2 separate regions of the Homo sapiens genome follow, and region 2 is linked to region 1. A link is a contact called in ENCODE Hi-C data. All regions are on one chromosome and are shown on one strand. The core of a region is the stretch at or near the end of the contact, and the rest is flanking DNA. Distances in the headings are between cores, read along the strand shown. Region 1 holds the start of ZNF92 (zinc finger protein 92). Region 2 holds the start of LINC03011 (long intergenic non-protein coding RNA 3011).

Evidence for each region. Hi-C counts contacts between places; a loop is a spot of excess contacts on that map. Pooled maps may share reads with other maps.
Region 2: a map of CD8-positive, alpha-beta T cell shows a loop between it and region 1 (5-fold over the local background). The contact joins the promoter of LINC03011 here to the promoter of ZNF92 in region 1. A Hi-C loop is called at or near these places in 2 of 168 maps with a recorded cell type or tissue (CD8-positive, alpha-beta T cell and naive thymus-derived CD4-positive, alpha-beta T cell) and 11 of 50 pooled maps.

Annotation. Positions count from the first base shown.
Region 1 is chr7:65,371,750-65,377,577 of GRCh38, reverse strand. ZNF92 (zinc finger protein 92) reads right to left here and starts at 3,723. Exons shown (of 4, transcript NM_152626.4): 1 at 3,578-3,723. The coding sequence starts at 3,580. RefSeq lists an enhancer at 3,293-3,692 and a silencer at 3,588-3,858.
Region 2 is chr7:66,490,318-66,496,145 of GRCh38, reverse strand. LINC03011 (long intergenic non-protein coding RNA 3011) reads right to left here and starts at 2,514. Exons shown (of 2, transcript NR_134573.1): 1 at 2,409-2,514; 2 at 672-891. RefSeq lists enhancers at 2,616-2,825, 4,320-4,925.

The DNA of each region.
Region 1 (5,828 bases), core at 2,474-4,973:
AGCAAGACTCCATCTCAAAAAAAATAAATAAACAAATAAAAAGTAACTGCCTCAAAACAAACTGCCTCTAGAAACTGCCTCAAAACAATGACAGCTTTATCTTCAGTAAGACCCTCCCAATCCCCTTCCATCTTAATGTTAACTCCATCTGCCTGTGGGTCCCCAGCTTTCCAGGGCTCTGTAGCTTCTCTCAGTATAAAGACTTCTTCTATGGCTGGGGTGAGCAGGCTGGGACATCTTCAGGGGAGGCTCCCCAAAAAGAACCTAACTGGGCCTTTAATAACCTCCTTTTGCAGGCTCAATAATAGCCATAGCTTGGAGTCATTGGGCTGAAGCTTTAATTTCCATGTTAGAGTCATTCTCTTGGTTTTTGAAACTAAGTGTTTGAAAAATCCAGCAAAATTACTCAAACACAGTATAAATACGAGGGAAGGAAATTTTAAGGTGCTTACATTTCACACCTCAATAAGAAAAGCAAAAGTATCTATTACCTTCAGACAACAGATTTATTATTTTATTATTTCCATTAAAAATCACGTAGTCATATGGGAACACTTTTAGTAGGTACCAAGTTTAATCTCGTAAAATTTAGCGTGAAACTCAGACATCAAGATAACATGGTATAGAACAGACATATTCGCTGTAACAAATTTACTCTGCAAAGTGAATCTATGTAACTCACCAATTATCTACCATATTTTCTTGTGGAAATGTATTCATTTTCTACAGCCAAAATGGAAGAGAGATTATCTCTATTCTTTTCCTTGGTAGCATTCTAAAAGCTAAGCCTTAGAATTATGTTTGTAATTACCCAGCCATAAAAAACACAAGTGGGCTAGGCGCGGTGGCTCACGCCTGTAATCCCAGCATTTTGGGAAGCCAAGGTGGGCAGATCACGAGGTCAGGAGTTCAAGACCAGCCTGACCAACATGGTGAAATCTTGTCTCTACCAAAAATACAAAAATTACCCAGGCATGGTGGCACGCACCTGTAATGTCAGCTACTCAGGAGGCTAAGGCAGCAGAATCGCTTGAACCTGGGAGGCAGAGGTCACAGTGAGCTGAGATCACACCACTGCACTCCAGCCTGGGTGACAGAGCAAGAGTCTGTCTCAAGAAACAACAAAAACAAGTGAGAAAATTCCTAAACTCATTCTGGGAAAAACAAAAAAGGTAAAAGAATTTTTAGCAAATGGAATATGTGATTAGATATTAATTTTTTCCTGAAACTCACCTCTTTTATGCCCTTTGTAAATATGTCTTACCTTTCAAGCCCTAATAAAATGAAAGTCAAAATAAGTAAAAAAAAATATTTTCAAGGTGACAAACCCAGGAAGTAGCAGTGCTGATCAGAAAACAGATTTGTCAGCAGGCGTGGTGCCTCACGCCTGTAATCCTAGCACTTTGGGAGGCCAAGGCAGGTGGACTGCCTGAGCTCAGGAGTTTGAGACCAGCCTGGGCAACAGAGTGAAACCCAGTCTCTACTAAAATACAAAACACTAGTCGGGTGTGGTTGTGCGTGCCTGTAATTCCAGCTACTCGGGAGGCTGAGGCAGCAGAATCTCTTGAACCCAGAAGGCAGAGGTTGCAGTGAGCCGAGACCACGCCACTGCACTCCAGCCTGGGCAATAGAGGGAGACTCAATAACCACCCTCTCAGAAGACACTATACCCCAGGTGTATTTTACTTTGCAAGTTCTTGTACCATCTCACTGGGATCAGGTTGTTTTTGTTTGTTTGTTTGAGACGGAGTCTCGAGGCTGGAGTGCAGTGGCATGATCTTGGCTCACTGCAATCTCCCTCTCCCGGGTTCAAGCGATTCCCCTGCCTCAGCCTCCCGAGTAGCTGGGATTACAGGCATGCACCACCATGCCTGGCTAATTTTTTGTATTTTAGTAGAAACCGGCTTTCACCATATTGGCCAGGATGGTCTCGATCTCCAGGTCAGGTTTTGTTGTATCTTTTGGAATACTTTTTTTTTTTCCACAAATCTTAGAGAATCCTGGGGACAGAAATAATTTTGGTGTTTTCCTCCCAGTACCAGCATCTGATTGGCTGACCAGCAATGTTTCTCCAAGAAATGAAAGCTGGGTTGAGTGAAGACAATCTTAATATCTCAAGGGGTAAGCTTTTCAAAGGAAGAGTAGCCCAGGAGATGCTTCTCAGCCCCAGGGCATCCACCTGCTCCCTTGAGAAGCTACATTCCATACTTCAGGTTATTCTACGAGAGAAAATGACCCAGGAGCTGATATTTACTAGACACTCTAGCGACATTGCCATGGTAGGTATCTTGCCCCAGACAGTACTAAAACCCAGGACCAGAAAAAGAACTGAAGGGTGGCTGAGAACACATCACCCCATAAAGTTTCCAAAGGGAAAGCAACCATGACCCAAAAACATTCTGATAAGATCTCTGTGCCTAAGGAAGATAAAAAGAAAAGAGGCACAGAGATTTACAATACAATGTTAGGGGATTATTCTTTGCTTTCTTCTCATAGGAAATATTTACAAACAGGAAACAAATCTTTTAAAACGTGCCATCCAATGCTTTGCCAAAAATGATTAATTAAAATATGCCATCGAAAATGTACACTAAAGGAAACACACTTGCTAATGCGAATTAGGGAGGGTAAGTTGGCATTTGGGAATGTCAGAAGGAACTGGAAATTTAGTATTTTACTGCAAGCCAGAATTAAGCTGGAGGAATGAGGGATGGGGGGTAGACTTGAGACCCTGCTTGGGACACATGTGAAAACTGCAGGGGAAAATCAGTCCCCTGTGGATGTGAAAATAATTAAGTGGCAGGCAATTAGATTGAGGTGGCTCTAGTCCCTGGGTTCCTACTTTAAAAAAAATATAATTCAAATGCATTTTTGGCGGGGGGAGGGGAGGGTAAATAACACCGAGGGAACAAAATTCAGGCTTAACCAACTATAAACTGACAATCTCTGATTACATGACCAGGAAATTTCTACCTTAATCATACAAATTAAAAAACGACGTAACTGTACCTAACCAATTATTAAACTTGTTTTTTTTCATTATGCATCTTATAAAAGTGTTTCCTTCAAGCCCCTCCCACGGACCACAAACTACAAATCATAGCTGGGTGCTCTAAAATTCCTGAATCGCTCTTTGATTAAATTCTTCAATATTTTTACCTTGACTCCCATAAATTTTTAATAGGAAAAAAGAGGACCTGAGAACCACACGGACCAAAGCTCTTCCCATTCATAAACCCCGCACCCCGAGTCAGGATTCTTCTCTTTACTATTCTCCCGTCGTCCCTGCACACTCGGCGAGAGATGCGACGCTGCGGGTGCAGAGCTGCCCAGGGAGGGCTCCAGGCCAAAGCACAGTCACTGCGCAGGGAGGAGACAGGACGCCCGGGGTCCCGGCTGTCAGCCCAGCCGCCATCTTATGGCTGAAGGAGACTGAGGGCCGAGCTGCGCCAAGGAGAACTCGGGCCGCGGATCTCGGAGCCGACTGCGGGAAGGCCCGAGGCCCGCCACAGCCACTTCCAATCGGTTCCAGCCAGACCCTCCCCCTCTCTCGGGATGTGGGACCCAGCAGGCTCACCATTTCTAGGCTTCCAGGGGGTCCTGGCGTCTTAGCTGTGAACCTCCAAGTTCTTGCAGGTAACAGGGTCACAGCGGCGAGCCTTTATCAGCACAGGACGCAGAGCAGTGAAGACTAGACGTGGAGCGCCGGCTGCAGCGAGAGACAAAGGCCCCGCCAAATCCCGGAAGCTGTGCTGTCCGCTCCAGTTGCGTGCCTGATTGGATGGTTCCCAGCCCAGCGTTCCTGATTGGATAACGTTTAAGGCCCCGCCCCTTCGGGCCCTGAGTGACGGGAGATGTGATCAGATGCTGGACTGAAGGAAGAGTGACAGCCTAAGCTGCAGCCTTTTCAGACGGGGCTTCCTCCCTGAGCTGAGTCAGGCCCACCCCAGACAGTATTTGCATTTAACCTTGTGAATAAGGCCATATGCATTTATAAATAGTATATTATATGTCTATTCACAAATGCAAAGAATATAATACCAATTATTCAAAATTTTCAGATTTTATGACCTTCCTGGCTTCTGGTTTTGTTGTTTTGTTTTGTTTTTGGTTTTTGTTTTTTGAGACAGAGTCTAGCTCTGTCGCCAGGCTGGAGTGCAGTGGCACGAGCTCAACTCGCTGCAACCTCCGCCTCCCAGGTTCAAGCGATTCTCCTGTCTCAGCCTCCCGAGGAACTGGGACTACAGGCGCACGCCACCACACCCAGCTAATTTTTGTATTTTTAGTAGAGACGGGGTTTCACCATGTTGGCCAGGATGGTCTTGATCTCTTGATCTTGTGATCCGCCCGCCTCGGTCTCCCAAAGTGCTGGGATTACAGGTGTGAGCCACAGAGCCCGGCCAACTTCTGTTTTTTTAAGCAGGCAGCCTGAAATTTTAAAAAGAAGGCAATCCTCTAAAATAAAATGTGGGCGACACGTGAATTGTACATTTTTTAGCAGCCAAACTTTAAAAAGAAACAAGAAACAGGTGAAATTGATTGTAACAATTTAACCCAATATATCTAAAACCTTATTCTAATATGTGAGTGATATGTAATTATTAATAAAGTATATATATTTATTTGGAACTGAATCTTTGAAATTAACTCTATTTTACCTTTCTAGCACATTGCAATTCAGACCAGCCACATTCCAGGCAGCCAGTAGCTACACATGGCCAATAGCTGCCACATTGAAATGCAGCCCTGACATCAGGAGGGTGAAGGGTCTGAACACCCCTTTTCTGCCAGAAGTGAGGGGACAGCCTCTCTTTACCAACATCTTTCTACAGTTTTGAGGGTGGAACAAGATAGTCACCATAGAAAGAGCAGAGGGCAGCAAGAATAAAATAACCACAGGTACACCACTGCTGGCCACCTGTTGCCCACCTTTCTTCCAGAGATCAGACAGTAACCAAAAGATGATGGGGCCACAGGAGATTAAACGCTATGTCTTCAGATCTCTCCACAGTCATCACTTCCAGTGTTTAAGTATAGAGAAAACAGATTAAAGGTAAACTTATTTTGCTATTTGGCCTGGCCCTAGTGGCCAGAGTGTGTTTATCTGTTTTCTCCTGTGGCGTGGGGATTGTGTGAGTACAAGTACCAATCCCATGCAAACATGCCTACATATTTTTCTGCATTACTCAATATTATCTTACAAAACATCCAACTTTAGAGCAGAAAAAAAAATCAGCACTTTTAGGGTGCCAACTGTTGGAAGGTAACTATAACAACCAGTAATCAACCTGTCATTAAATCCTGGCATCCTATCTGCACTGTGTGCACGTATTAGTTAGGTATTGCAGCATAACAAACCAACCAAGGCTTTTTTTTTTTTTTAAATACAGAGTTTCGCTCTTGTTGCCCAAACTAGAGTGCAATGGCACGATCTCAGCTCACCGCAACCTCCGCCTCCTGGGTTCAAGTGATTCTCCTGCCTCAGCCTCCTGAGTAGCTGAGATTACAGGTATGCGCCACCACGCCTGGCTAATTTTGTATTTTTAGTAGAGATGGGGTTTCTCCTTGTTGGTCAGGCTGGTCTCAAACTGCTGACCTCAGGTAATCCGCCCACCCCGGCCTCCCAAAGTGCTGGGATTACAGGCGTGAGCCACTGCGCCCAACCCAGCTAAGGCTTCTTAGCTCACAATTGAGATGGTCAGTCATTTAAGCTGGGCTCAGTGGAGCAATTCTTCTGATCTCAGCTGAGCTCCTTCAGACATGTGTTATCAGCTGCTTGTTAACTAGGCAGCTGTGCTTCTGGATGTGCGCTTCTGGAGCTGTCAACA
Region 2 (5,828 bases), core at 1,265-3,764, 1.1 Mb before region 1:
CTTCCCTAAACTTTGTCTATGCAAGTGATCCCAAACTTCTAAGCCTTGGAACACTGTCTTCCACCCTTGGGTACCTGCGCTTCCCAGGTGGCTCTCCTTAAACTCTGTGCATGAATAAACTCCCTTTAGATTCTGACCCTTTTGATTATTTGAGGTTGACACACTGTGCAATATACATCACAATACCAAATATTAACCTTCAGAGTAGTCTGTGACATTTAGGTAGAAGTCTTTTTTTTAGATGGAGTCTTGCTTTGTTGCCCAGGCTGTAGCGCAGTGGCATGATCTTGGCTCACCGCAACATTGGCCTCACAGGTTCAAGCGATTCTCCTGCCTCAGCCTCCCAAGTAGCTGGGACTAAAGGCGCCCACCACCACGCCCATCTAATTTTTGTATTTTTAGTAGAGATGGGGTTTTGCCATGTTTGCCAGGCTGGTCTCGAACTTCTGACTCCAGGCGATCGACCACCTAGGTCTCCCAAAGTGCTGGGATTACAGACATAAGCTACCGTGCCCTGCCAACATTTAGGTAGAAATCTTACACATATTCCTATCTTTGTTCTCTCCCCACTTACATTTCTGACCTCTTCTTTACAGCTAAGAACAAATCATTTGTGGACTTGAAAAGAGTTATCATAGTAACTGAAAAAAAAACCCCAAAAACCAGAAGAGTTAAAATGCCATTCTTGCTGCTCTTTTAATTAATCAACCCTAAAAAGGCTAACTCACTTGGACACTACTTAATTAACAATCAATTAGTAAGGAAAAGATATTGAAGCAGTAAACTTAAGTGGCGGCGAAAAGTTCTGTTGACCAAACATGGATTCTCTCCTCCTAGAACCAAGTTACAGTTGGAGTTACAGAAAATACTTTGAACAGGTCCTTCGGCATCCTGTAGGAAATCAGACAAAAACACAGATCAGTTACTTTCTCTTTTTTCTTTTTTTGACACAGTGTCTCACTCTGTCGACCAGGCTGGAGTGCAGTGGCGAGATCACCGCTCACTGCAGCCTCCACCTCCTGGGCTCAAGCGATCCTCCCGCCTCAGCCCCGCAAGCAGAGGGGACTACAAGCCCGTGCCACCATGCCCAGCTAATTTTTTGTGTGTGTGTGTGATGGAGTCTCGCTCTGTGGCCCAGGCTGGAGTGCAGTGGAGCGATCTCCGCTCACTGCAAGCTCCGCCTCCCGGGTTCACACCACTCTCCTGCCTCAGCCTCCTGAGTAGCTGGGACTACAGGCGCCCACCACGACGCCCAGATAATTTTTTGTATTTTTGTAGAGACCGAATTTCACCATGTTGCCCAAGCTAGTCTGGAACGCCTGAGCTCAAGGGATCCGCCCACCTAGGCCTCCCAAAGTGCTGGGATTACGGGTGTGAGCCACTGGGCCGGCCCAATAACTTTCTTCAGTCTGAGCATGAGCACTGGAAGAAAAGCTCTCACTTGCATATATTTTTTTTTTAGAGACAGGGTCTCCCTCTGTCACCCAGGCTGAAGTGCAGTGGTGTAATCTCGGCTCACAGTAACCTCAACCTCCCGGGCTCCATCGCATATATATATATATATATACACACACATATATATAGTTTTTTATTTTTTAGACGGAGTCTTGGTCTGTCGCCCAGGCTAGAGTGCAGTGGCACGATCTCGGCTAACTGCAGCCTCTGCCTCCCGGGTTCAAGCAATTGTCTGCCTCTGCCTCAACCTCCCGAATAGCTGGTATTACATGTGCCCGCCACCACGCCCGGCTAATTTTTGCATTTTTAGTAGAGACGGGATTCACCATGCTGGCCAGGATGGTCTTGAATTCCCGACCTCGTGATCCACCTGTCTCGGCCTCCCAAAGTGCTGGGATTACAGGCGTGAGCCACCGCGCCCGGCCCGATCGCTTATATTTTTAAAAAGATGTTTTCTTGGTTTCCTAGCCCCTCGTACCCCCTACAAAGTTCCAAAGGCTTTGATGTTGTTGCAACGGCCATCAGAGGTCAAGCCGAGGGGTGCAGCTCCCTAATGCGGTGCAGCCTCAGACGGGGCCGATCCTGCCCAGGATGAGCGGCGCCAGGGGTGGGGGACGCTGCCGGCGTCCCCGGGACCTGGCTGGGGGAGGAGTTGGGGGGCGCACCTACACAGGCTCAGGTGACGCGAGTGTGCGGCAAGGGCTGTAGCCGGAGCTAGCGGACTTGTGGCCACTGAGGAGCTTCTGCCTGAACGTGCCCTCCAGGCGACAGCCGCTTGGTGCGCAGCGCCTGCTCGCTAAGCGTCAGGCCCTTGCTGCGCCCTACGCCGCAGGCTGGGAAGTAGCGCAGGCAGTAGTAGTACAGGCAGCGGTAAAGCTCCTCCTTGTAGCTTATTGGTGTCGGCGGCCTGGTCTGGGCCTGCGGACCCTAACCCACCGCCTGCTGACACTGACCGGCAGTCTGTGGCCATGCGTCTGCGCATGCGCTCTCCTGGAATACCCAGCCGCTGCGCCTCGAGTTCCGATTGGTTCTACAGAAGGGGCGGGCCTGTGAGATATCACAGGGGCGCGCCTCAGCTGACGTCACAGGCGCGGGCCTTCCGGCGTCGTAATAGCGCCGGCCTTCGGCGACGTCACAGTGGCGCTACAGTGCCTGGAGCTGCGCTGGTTTTTCCTCGGAGTGGAGCCTGGTAACCGCGACTTCCCCGCCATGTTCTGTGTGTTGCTGGCTGGAGAAGGGTGGTTGACAAACTCCGACCCAGCACAGTGTTTCTGTGGGTCAAAACTAGAAAACTATGTCCAGGCTCGGCCGAGGCGGAAGGATCCGTTCAGGCCAGGAGTTAAAGAGCTGCCTGGGCAACATGGCGCGACCCCATCTCTGTAGTCCCACCTCAGCTTCCCAGATACTTGAACCCCAAGGTTCAAGGCTGCAATGAGCTATGATCCCATCACAGCACTCCATCCTGCGAGACGGAGGTAAACCTTGTCTAAAAAAATAAACTATCCAAGTGTACAACAGGGAGGGACTGCTTAAAGAAAACATGATAATTGTATGTTCAAATACTTTTAACAAGTGCAAAATGTATAGGCTGAAATAAATAGGGCTGGCCGGGCACGTTGGCTCACGCCTGTAAATTCCAACATTTTGTGTGCTCGAGGCATTCCGATCAGTAGACATGGGTGAAACCCCATGTCTACTAAAAATATAAAAATTAGGCCAGGAACTTTGCATCGTTTTAGGGGGCTCGCATCTCCCTAAGGGCCCGGTAATTGAACCCCTTGGACCTGAGGGTGAGAAACCTTGGCTCAGTTCTTCCCAGGGTGATCAGCCCAGGGGTAAGCGAGGAGAGACCAGAAAACAGGACCCATGAGAAGGTCCCCCTCCTGGAGTTTGAGGCCCATTCCTTCTTGTCCCTGCGTCTCCTCTTTCCAGGACTCCTCCCTGCTCTGCCCCACTCCTGGGAGTGGGGTCATGGCCATGGGGGGCTGCTTTTGGGTACAGGCCCCAGCGGCAACCCTGGGCCCAAAGTGGGCAGGCTCACCTGGAGGGGATCAGAGTCACATGGCAAGACGCAAGGGGAAAAGCCGCGCTGGAACCGCACCTCTCTGCCCCCTGATGTCAGTGGGTGCACTCTTCCCTCACCTCACTCAGGCAGCGGCTTGAGTTCCATGGGAGCACTGTCCTGCTCCCTCTGCTGCCTCTTTTTAGTCTTGGGGCTACTATAACACTTTCCCTTCCCCAGCCCTGCCAACCTGGTGGGACATTGGGCTTCCCTCTTCCTGGGGACAGGCGGGTCCTGGGGACAAGCCTGTCCTGTATCATACCTGCAGCGAGACTCTTTTTTTCTCCAGGACCTGCGGAGCAGCCAGGCTTCATGAGTTAAATGCAGATCTGAACCATACCCAGTTGGGATTGGGGTACACACTCTACTCCTCTGAAAACTAGCTAGGGGTTCGAACTTGGTGAGAGGGAGAGTGGGACAGAGCCAGACCAGACAAGGACTGATCACCTGGAAAAACCTGCCATCAAAGACCTTGACGAGTGCTGGGGGCGGTGGCTCATGCCTGTAATCCCAACACTTTGGGAGGCTGAGACAGGTGGATCACTTGAGGCCAGGAGTTCGAGTCCCGCCTGGGCAACATGGCAAAACCCTGTCTCTACTAAAAATACAAAAATTAGCTAGGTATGCTATGCTCCTGTAATCCCAGCTACTCGGGAGGTTGAGGCAGGAGAATCGTTTGAACTGGGGAGGTAGAGGTTGCAGTGAGCTGAGATTGTGTCACTGCCCTCCAGCCTGGGTGACAGAGTGAGACTCCGTCTCAAAAAAAAAAAAAAAACCCACCTGAAGAAGGTTTCCAGTTCTGCCAGCAGTCCCCCATCCAACCCCCAGAAGCAGACATTCCTTTGCTGTGGGCCATGGACAGGCAGAAGGAAGCGCCTCCTCATGGCAGAGGCCTACCCAGGAGAAACCCAAGGGAAGGCACTGCCTGGCCAGCCCCTCTGCCAAAGCCATTTTCTTTTTTCCTTTTTTTTTTTTTTTTTTTTTGAGACACAGTTTCACTCTGTCTCCCAGACTGGAGTGCAGTGGCATGATCTTGGCTCACTTCAACCTTCACCCCCTCCCCCGCCCCCTGCCGGGTTCAAGTGATTCCCATGTTTCAGCTTCCTGAGTAGCTGAGATTGCAGGCATGCGCCACCACACCTGTCTAATTTTTGTAGAGACGGGGTTTCACCATGTTGGCCAGGCTGGTCTGGAACTCCTGACTTGAAGTAATCTGCCCACCTCGGCTTCCCAAAGTGCTGGGATTACAGGCGTGAGCCACTGCGCCTGGCCCCTTCAGGTGGGTATTGAGGCTTCACTACAATACTAGTTCCCCGTTGCTGCCGCAATAAATTACCACACACTTAGTGGCTTAAAACAGCATAGAGGTATTCCTTTACATTTCTGAAGGCCAGAATTCTAAAGTCAGTCCCACTGAGTCAAGGTGGGAGCAGGGTCAGTGCCTTTCCAGGCTCTGCGGGAGAATCCGTTTCCTGGCCCTGGAGGCGGCCTGTACTCCTCAGCTTGTGCTGCCCTTCTCGAATGACTCGCGTTTCCTGCTTTCATCACTACACCTCCCACCGCTCTCCATCACCTGCTCTGCTCTTATAAGGATCCAGGTGAGTACATAAACCCTGTGGGGACAAGCTGGCCAAAGACTCTTAACTTCATTATACTTGCAAAGCCCCTTTTGCCATATAAGGTCATGTTCACTGGTTCCAGGGATTATGATGTGGGCATCTTGGGGGCATCAGCCTACTACAGCTAGGCTGCAAAACTATTACACCCTCCTGGTGTTTCAATGATTGGGAGAAAAAGGGTTGGGATTTTTTGCTTTGGGGTCCCTGTTAAACTTGTATCTGTAAGGTCTGGGGTCTCTCTTAACCTGGTGTTTTTGTTTTTGTTTTTTGAGACGGAGTATTGCTCTGTCATCCAGGCTGGCAGTGGCACCGTCTCGGCCCACTGTAACATCTGCCTCCTGGGTTCAAGCAATTCTGCCTCAGCCTCCCAAGTAGCTGGGACTGCAGCTGTCTGCCACCACACCTGGCTAACTTTTGTATTTTTGGTGGAGACGGGGATGGGACTGGGGGGTCGGGGAGGGGAGGGGGGGTTTCTGCTGTGTTGACCTTAGCTCAAAGGATCTGCCCTGCCTCTGCTTCCAAAGGGCTAGGATTACAGGCCTGCACCACCACCACTGTAAAATCTTATTTCCACACAGCTGAGACATGTTTTAGGAAGTTTGCTAAAAGACCCCTGGAGACCTCATTGTGGCCTCCCTGCTGTTGTGTTTAATTTGATTGATCTTCTCTGCCCTTCTGCTTTTCAGAATTAA